2 separate regions of the Homo sapiens genome follow, and region 1 is linked to region 2. Evidence: read pairs that join two places in POLR2A ChIA-PET (ENCODE). Cell type or tissue: Panc1. All regions are shown on one strand. Each heading gives the region's core, and the rest is flanking DNA. Links, peaks and the distances in the headings are about the cores only.

What was found. ChIA-PET counts read pairs that join two places held together with the same protein. Peaks named below come from ENCODE experiments on the same cell type or tissue, not always from the same donor. Only the 100,000 strongest peaks of a DNase experiment are listed, where the experiment ranks them.
Region 1: POLR2A ChIA-PET joins it to region 2 with 5 read pairs; 4 of 35 experiments call an interaction of 5 or more read pairs at or near these places.

What each region holds. Positions count from the first base shown.
Region 1 is chr7:55,028,953-55,033,283 of GRCh38, reverse strand. All of the region lies in intron 1 of EGFR (epidermal growth factor receptor), which reads right to left. Among named protein-coding and RNA genes, the nearest start is that of EGFR, 12 kb to the right of the region's middle. In Panc1, for the core only: no CTCF peak of the experiment used is centred there; a DNase peak (open chromatin) is centred at 2,760; H3K27ac peaks cover 1,438 bases.
Region 2 is chr7:55,231,107-55,235,496 of GRCh38, reverse strand. No RefSeq gene overlaps it. Among named protein-coding and RNA genes, the nearest start is that of ELDR, 22 kb to the left of the region's middle. In Panc1, for the core only: no CTCF peak of the experiment used is centred there; no DNase peak of the experiment used is centred there.

The DNA of each region.
Region 1 (4,331 bases), core at 332-4,331, 200 kb after region 2:
CTTAAGATTTTTTCGGTACATTTGCTTTGTATATTCATATGTTAGTCCCATGTCCACATTTTGCTTTTTCTACTTACAGAGAATTTACCCTCAAAATAGAGAGTAAATAGAAAGTTGCTGCTTTTTCTAGAATAAAATAGTCATCTATTGAATGTTAATGATTAGTTCTAGAATCACACTGACCTATCTCATTCTTTAGCCTGCTATAAAAATTTTCAGATTGAGAAAATCATTCATAGACATGACAATTTTGGACATACTGAGAACCAGTGGAAGTTTTCAAGCATTGTTGAAGACTTTGCTTTAAGAGCATTGTGATTCTAAGGGCTTTGAACACTTGGCACTGGTGGCTTATTTTGACTTCCAGCGTGGTGAGTCCCCTTTACCCTGCAAAGGTAGTAAATTCCTGGCTGAAAAAGTGCCCTGAGTATCCCTTTTCCCTCTCTGAGTCAAGAAACTCCTGAACATTTTCTCCATTTTTAATAAATGACATATATATTCTATCTTATGGCCAGAAAAAAATACAAAGGGACACTGATTTGTTAGGAGAATCAACTCTATGCCATCCAGGATGCATATATGATTGAAAAATGAGCAGAAATATCTGCTGCAAAATAGTAATAACAGAAAGCATGAGACAGTCAGAGAACCAGGCAAAGATGGAATCATCAACTTAACCAGCCAGCAAAGCTAGCTGTCCCTGATCTGGGAGTCAGATGTGTCAAACTGTGAACACGTCCGGGTCATCTGCGTCCTCATTCAGTTCCCCAGGATGCCAGGCCGCTGCCTGCCACACATGCAAAGGCTCAGGAAAAGTGTGTGCTGGTGCCGTTCTACATAGAGAGTGAAAATTCACGGGAGCAAACTCTTTTTGAAATAAATTGCATCTTCAGATATCATTTTTTCCCTTAAGGCCCATTTAGCCTCCACCATGCTGTGCTAAGCTGCGTCCTCAGACAGAGATGGGCTGAATGATTTAATCATCCTCTGTCTGCCTCTAAGGATGATACCACTGAATTGGTATGTTTGATGTCTACATTTCAAAATCACTGGGTATTAATTAGTTATCATCTGTTACTTTTGAGACTTCTCTTAAACTTAACTGGGCCTTTTATGGCTTGGCAGAACATCTTGTGAATGGGACATAGGGCGATTGTGAGATCAGTACTACTGTTAATAACATTACGTGGTACCTAGAGGTTCTCTCAACTAAAAATCAACCTTGAAAACAGTGTTCAGAAGTCACCAAGCCTGCAAAACTTCTACTAGGTGACCAATGTGCAGTCAACATGCCTGTGCTCACAACAGCCCCTCTCACCTGTGACCACCACCTCATGCTACCTCTTCCCTTGTCACCTAGTGAAAGAAGACAAGTGTGGGAGGAAAAAGAGTGCCCAATGTCTTCTCAATATTAAGTCAGAGGAATGCTAATATTTTCCTTTTCCAAAATGCGAATAAAAACAAAAAACCCCGAAGAATATAATATTGGCAACTCTCTTTGCCTTAGCACCCAATTCTCATCGGCTCCATCAGCAGAATTTAGGCCTTGAGTTCGTGACTACTTATCTCCCTGGCTATAGTTTGAATGTCTTGTTTTTGCAACTGAGCAACATTATGAACATTTAGTAGCCATTGCCCAAAGAATCTAAAAGCCTAGAATTCCTAGCCAAGACTTCAAGAACTCTGTCATGTGATAAGGAAAGATGGACTCAGATAATCACCCAAGTCTTCTGCCCTTCTGGGACTTTTCTCATTCAACTCTCTCCCTGACACCAGGCACGTCACTACTCTGCATCTAAACAAGAATCTCTAAAGGTGGAAAGTGAAGTGAAAAAGTAGGCAACTCACCTGATTCTTCATGTTGTCCCACTTCATCAAATTGCTGAACTTTCTGTTCTGCCTTGGCCAGGTAGATTTTTGTTGACTGAAGGTAAAATAATGATGCTTTTGCCCAAGTAACCTTTGCAAGACTTACAGGTTCAGTGGCTAAAGCCACCCTGAAATCAATATACTAACTGTCTGTTTACTGGAAGGGTTTACTTATTCAACAAGAGATACGTCATCACAGGCCTGAAAAATCGATGTGTTCTCCTGGCAATCCTCTCTAAACCTGCAGCACCTAGATAACAACTGGAGATCCATTGCTCAGCTGGAGTGCAGGACTTTTTCCTTTGCTACTTTATAATCATGAAATAGAAAATTGCTTTTGGGAAATTTCTGCCAGAGTACTGAAAAGTTTCCACTATGTTAGGAATAAACAATAACAAAACAGTTTCTTCCTTTCTTGTGGAGGAAAATGAACACTGCATTTTGAAATTTCTTCTGGGAGAGGCACATCACCGTCACTGAGAGATCTACTCACTGCCGCACTCTCCATTCCATTCCTTCAACCCAGAAAGTGCCTCCAAGTGAATAATTTGATGTGTGAAACCATCTCTTCTTAAAAGCCAATGCTTGCAAGTAAATCCCAGCCAGAATAGCTTATTACAAATGGTATGATATGGAAAATGAACACTCTTGGAGGGCCACACTGTTTCTTAAGTTTGTCTCTTTTTGTAAAAGCTGTTTCACACCCTAAAGAGGTTAAGTGTATGCCTTCATTTAAATCATAGAAATGAGTCTTACAAATCTATGTAAGGGAATTACTACAGCTTGCCATAGGCATTGCTAACTGACCCAACTGCTAAATCAAGTTGCCTTCTCCTTTCATTTTTTTTCTGCAAGTATTTATAGGTCTGGAAAATTTACAGAAGTTGATGACACAACGTTGAAAAGTCATACTTCTCATTTCTAAAGTAAATATTTTCAAGGCTCACAAATTCACTGCCCTGTATCTTATGGAATGGGCAGTTATAACACATACAGAAGAGACTTGAGTCTAAAAACTACTTCATAACAAAAAAGAAACCTGGGAAAGGAACCAAAACAGAGCAGAAATACACAGAAATATACAGAAATTGTGAGGGACATTAAGCATTAGTAACAGAAGTATAACAAATTTTGAGGAATACTTTATTTAGCCTTTGATTCACAAATAGAACTAAAAGTGATGGGGCATCCATAGCTAAAAAACCCAATGACGTCTTGAAGGAGGAATAAGTAACCTTGACCTGCATGTTGAGAGACAGTGCTGTGTAGCAGGAGAGCACCCAGTGCCCACTGATCACCAGCCTGGTGATTACGGACAACAGCAGAATCGCTCTGAGCCTGGGTCCCTCACCTCCCAATCTGGAAAGCTATCCCAATCCTGTGGGGTTGTAGGAGGCTGAGAGAGAAGAATGTTAAGGCATTGTGTAAACTATGAGGTGCTGTACAAATGCGAGGTGTTGTTATTATTATGACATCAATGTTTTAGCATCTAAATTATAGGGACAGCACACTTATTACCAGCATGTTTAAATACATATCTTGCATACATTTAGATTTGTTTTTAATTTTACAGATGTTTTCAGCTGGAAGGAGTCTGACGATCGTCTAGTTTAGCTGTTTTATGGAAGGTGAAACTGAGAGGGGAGACTCTAACCTGTTTTCTCTCCCCATTATAACTAACAACAAATTACAGAAAAAAATATGTTAAGCCGCGTACTAAGAAAAACTCCCTTAACAACACCACTTTTCAGGGAGCAATACATGTGTATGCATACTTGTATAACCATGAATACTGAGTGTGTTTGGTACTTTCTAACTTTTGAAAATTATATAGTATATTTTTACAGTCATTTGACAAAGTTTTTCATCTGCAGTCCTTTGCAAAGTTTCATTTCCAGTTATTTATAAAAATTTTTCTTTCTCTGTGAAGGCTAATTCATAACAGCTTGTAAAAAAGAAGGAGCGAGGAAGAGAAAGAAGGAAGGGAAGAAGAAAGAAAGCAAGGAAGGAAGAAGAAAGGGGAGTAAGAAAGAAAACAGGGCAATACACTATTCTCACTCATAAATGTCACCAGAAATTAAAAAAATCAAGAAACATCTATAAGGATAAGGTTTCTGATTCTCTATTAACATTGTAGCAAATTGAAGCCAAGAAAAAGTTCTATAGTGCACTCTATTTAAAAGCCTCTCAAAATTAGTACATTAAAAAACAACAGGTGACACAATAATTCTCCAATGACCACTTTTTTTTTGTTTTTTGACTGAGTCTTGCTCTGTCGCCTAGGCTGGAGTGTAGTGGTGTGATCTCAGCTCACTGCAACCCCTGCCTTCCAGGTTTAAGTGATTCTCCTGCCTCAGCCTCCTGAGTAGCTGGGACTACAGGCACGTGCCACCGCACCCAGCTGTTTTTTTTGTATTTTTAGTAGAGGCGGGTTTCACCATGTTGGTCAGGCAAGTCTCAAA
Region 2 (4,390 bases), core at 171-4,170:
TCTTCCCCACCTTCCCGCTAGAGCCACCGCAGGCCTGAAGCCCCTGGCACAGAGCCCCGCAGGGTTTGGGGTCTGCATGACTGAAATGGGGTGTGGAGGAGGCCTGAGGACTGCATTACCTGCACTTCCCAGGCTCTCCCTCTGCAGCCGGGCTGCCTTAGTGCAGGTCAGCTGCAACTGCAACCGCAACCGCAACCTGGTCACTTCCGGCAAGGGCAGAGCTCGCTCCCGCCGGGTGTGAGGTCTAGAATCGGCCTTCCTGCCCTGATCTTGTTCCCAGAACTCCTGGGGCGCACCTGGGAGCAATGCGGAGCCCCTCTATGTCTCCAAAGTCACGGCTTTCCTCTGTAATGCTATGACAGTGAAACAGCAAAAGAACACAACTCCATTTTTAAGGGGTCTTTACCCATTCTTGCACGTAGGGGAGGATAATTTTAGAGTACAGAGAAAATTAACAGCAATCATGTAGTTTTTAAAACTAGCTTTGGGACTAAAGGAGAAGTATGTAAACAACTATGTTTTGTGAAAGATTTCCAAGAGCACTGTGACCTGACCAAGAGCACTGTAACCAAGAGCACTGTGACAAAGCCATTCTCCACCTTCTTGGACCCGTGCTGGCTCCCAGGTGTCTGCGGTCCTCCATTACCTCTTGATCCCAACCCCCTCCTCTGTCTCCTGCCCTTAACATAAAATAGCCTAAAGTTTGTAGCGACTCGAGGTGGTGCTGTAGGATGCTAGTTGGCCATCTTCTTGGCTTGCTGGCACTCTTTTCCTCCCACCAGTTCTCTCGTGTGTTTGGATTCGAGCAGCGAGCAGCGGACCTTGGGTTTGGTTACCTCCGCCTGGAGCCCTGCCTGGGCTGCCCCGTGCCTGTGAGTTTCCTCCCGAGGCTGCTCTCTAGGCCTTCTCTTCACCCTCCTGCTCCTGTTTCCCAGGGCCTTCCTGATGGGTTGGACTCTGCTCTCTGGGCCCCCATTAGCCCCCTGGTGTTCTGCTCCACAGAGCTGTGGGAGTGTGACATCCCTGGCATCCCCAGAAGCCTGGGAACGCACCCTGACCCACTGCGCAGGCTCATGTCCAGCCTCCATCTCCCACCTTGCCTGACGGAGGCTGCGATGGGGCCCCGACCTCCAGCCTAGAGAGTGTGTCCACTGCCGTGGCCCTGTTCTCCCTTGGGTTTCTCCTGTGTGTGCCCTGGGTACTGTCTGCCCAGCTACATTTCTTCCCTCTTATTTTCTGCTAACAGTAGCCCCAGCTGTTAGGGTCATTGGTGGAAACCCTTAATCCCGGGAGGGTGACCTCCTCAACCCAGGTTGGAGGAACGCGGCTGCCCTACGAAACTCGGGCAGCTCTCTTTATCTGGGGCCAGTGACCTGGCAGATGATACACAACCCGGCGTCTAGGTTTTCTGATCCAACGGGGCTGGGTTCACTCACCATTCCTCTCTCCTCGTCCCTCATCTTCCTGCCTGGAATTCTAACTTGTCAGCTGAGGGGCAGCAGCAACCTTGCAAGCTGGTACGATGATGAAAGCTGGCACAGTCAGGGCGGTGCCTCTGGGCGATGCTGAGCTCTTCCATCTGCCCTGGGCTGACTCCCTTGGGGCTTATCCTAAGTAAGGAAATTAACCCCTTTTTGTTTAAAGCGTGAACGTTTTGGAATCACATTGTTTTCTGTGATTTGTGCCAGATTCATTCCTAAGTGACCTTCTCCCTTCCTTGTTGACCTGGGACTTAGGCAGAGTGTTCCTCAAGGTGCAGCCCAGGTGAACGTGTCAGATGCCCAGCAGAGACAGACAAGGACAGAGGAAAGAGTTCTCTCCTGTGGAAAAAGGGCAGTAGTAAGAGGTCTGCCCAGGCTCCAGAGAAGTGGGGAGTCCTAAGGGGCTTCCCAGGCCTGCGGTGGGTGAGGGAGCTGGCCCTGGAAGAAGAGAGGCCTGGTGGTAGGGCTGATTCTTCCAACAGGGCTGTGGCAATTCTCTGGGAAAGATTGTGCAGGCTGTGACCGAGCCCGCCAAGATTTTCCAGACCCTTGCAACCACCCGCTGCTGCTAGTTCTCTGCCTGGAAGCACCAGAGAAGCATCTTTTAGAGCTGTCCAGGGATTGCATGCATCTCCCACCCTTCAAGACCCAGGTTGCTCCTCGGTCTCCAGGTGCCATGGGTGGTGGGAGGCTTTTCTTCGCCAGAGCTAGAAAGTCAGGGCCTGCATTCTGAAGGCGGTGGGGGCACTGGGAATGCTTCCATCCACCTTTCATCACACGCTGAGATGCTGGGAGCAATAGGCGATTGTAAGGGTGGACGTGAGCAGATGGCAATGAGGATGGCAGGCCTGGCGGGCTGGGACTTGGGCCTGGAAATGCCAACTGAAGGTTGGGCCTGGAATGAGAGAAGCAGCCACATTGGGGGCAGCCAGAGGCAGTCTTCTGCTGGAGTCATGAAGTCAAAAATGAAAGTTCCCTGGAGCTAGACAAGAATATGGGAGAACATTTATGTCTATGGGGAAAATGAGGGCCTTCTAAAGCAAGATGTACAAAGCATCACATTTATCAAAAAATAAAGTTGATGTAAAAAATTTAAAATTACATTTTACCAAAGATAATATTTACAATGTATAATCCATGTGATCAGAAAATTAAAAATGAAAATCCAGAATAAATAATGAACTTTTATAAGTCAATAAAAAGAGAAGGCTGGGCACAGTGGCTCAGAACTGTAATCCTAGCACTTTGGGAGGTTCAAGTGGGAGGATTGTTCAGAAGTTCAAGACTAGCCTGGGCAACATAAGGAGATCCTGTCTTTACAAAAACTACAAAAATTAGCTGGACGAGGTGGTAACTGCCTATAGTCCCAGATACTTGGGAGGCTGAGGTGAGAGGATCACTTGAGCTCAGGAAGCCGAGGCTGCAGTGAGCTGAGATCCGCCACTCCAGCCTGGGCAATAGAGCAAGACAGTCTTGAAAAATGAAAATAAATAAAAGGAGTGAATTCTCCATCTTCAACTGACATATCCAGGTTCTTACACTGGGACTGATTGGGACTGACGAGATGTAGTGCTCAACCCACAGAGAGCAATGAAGTACAGGGTGGGGTATGGGTCTCCTGAGAGTGGCAGAGCCAGGGGAGCCCCCAACCCAGCCAAGGGAGGTGGTGAGTGATTGTGCGACCGTGTCTGGGAAACCATGCTTTTCCCATGGATTTTTGCAAACCTGCAGATCAGGAGATCCCCTCGTGAGCCCATTCCACCGGGGCATTAGGTCCAAAGCACAGAGCTGTGTGGAGTCTCAGTGGAGTGGCCACTCATGCACATGTGGAGACCCAGGAGTTTTGCATACTCTAGCCCCGGTAATTCTGGCAAGGCAGAATTCCCCTAGGAAGGGGGCTAAATCTAGGGGAGCCAAGTGGCATCATTCTGTGGCCCCTCTGCTGCACCTCACAATTTAAGACCCACTGGCTTGACATTCTAGACAGCTAGTGGCAGCAAGCTGGAGACTGCCTAAGATGGACTGAGTTCCCCAGGGGGGAGTGGCGGCCACCATCTCTCTGGTTTGAGTCAGCTGTTCTAGCCTGCTGGCTCTGGGGAGCCTGAGTGGTCCAGACTGAGAGGCGCTCCCCACAATGCGGCACATTGCTATGCCAGACTGTGGCCAGACTGCTTCTTTAAGTGGGACCCCGGTCCATCCCTCCTTACTGGGCAGGGCCTCCCTGTGGGAATTTCAGCAACTCTAGCTAGGGTTATATGGACAGAAATCTGATCTCCCTGGGATGGAGCCCCCAGGGGGAGGAGCAGCCTCTGTCTCTGCCATTGAGCCAACTCTTAGTTTTTCCAGCCTCCTGGTTCTAGAAAGTCCAGACAGTCTGCATGAGGGAGGTTCCCTTCAGCACAGTGCACCTGCTCTGCCAAGGGGCAGCCAGACTGCTTCTTTAAGTGGGTCCCTGATCCTGTTCCTCCTGACTGAGTGAGACCCCCCAAGAAGGGTCTCCAGACATCTCCTACAAGACTGTTTGGGCCAACATCAGGTCAGGGTCCCCCTGAGACAGAGCTCCAAGAGGAAGGAGCAGGCTGTCATAATTGCTGTTTTGCAGCCTTCACTGGTGATACCTCCAGGTGCAGGAAGGACTGAAGCAGCTAGGTCTGGAGTGGACCCCTAGCAAACCACAGTAGCCCTGTGGAAAAGTGGCCTGACTGTTAAAAGAAAAACAAACATCAACAACATCAACAACAAAAAGACTCCATTCAAATGTCAGCAACCTCAAAGATTGAAGGTAGATATGCCCGCAACGATGAGAAGGAATCAACGCAAAAATGCTGAGAACTCAAAAAGTTAGAGTCCCTTTTTTTTTCAAATGACTGCAACACCTCTCCAGGAAGGGCACAGAACTGGGCTGAGGC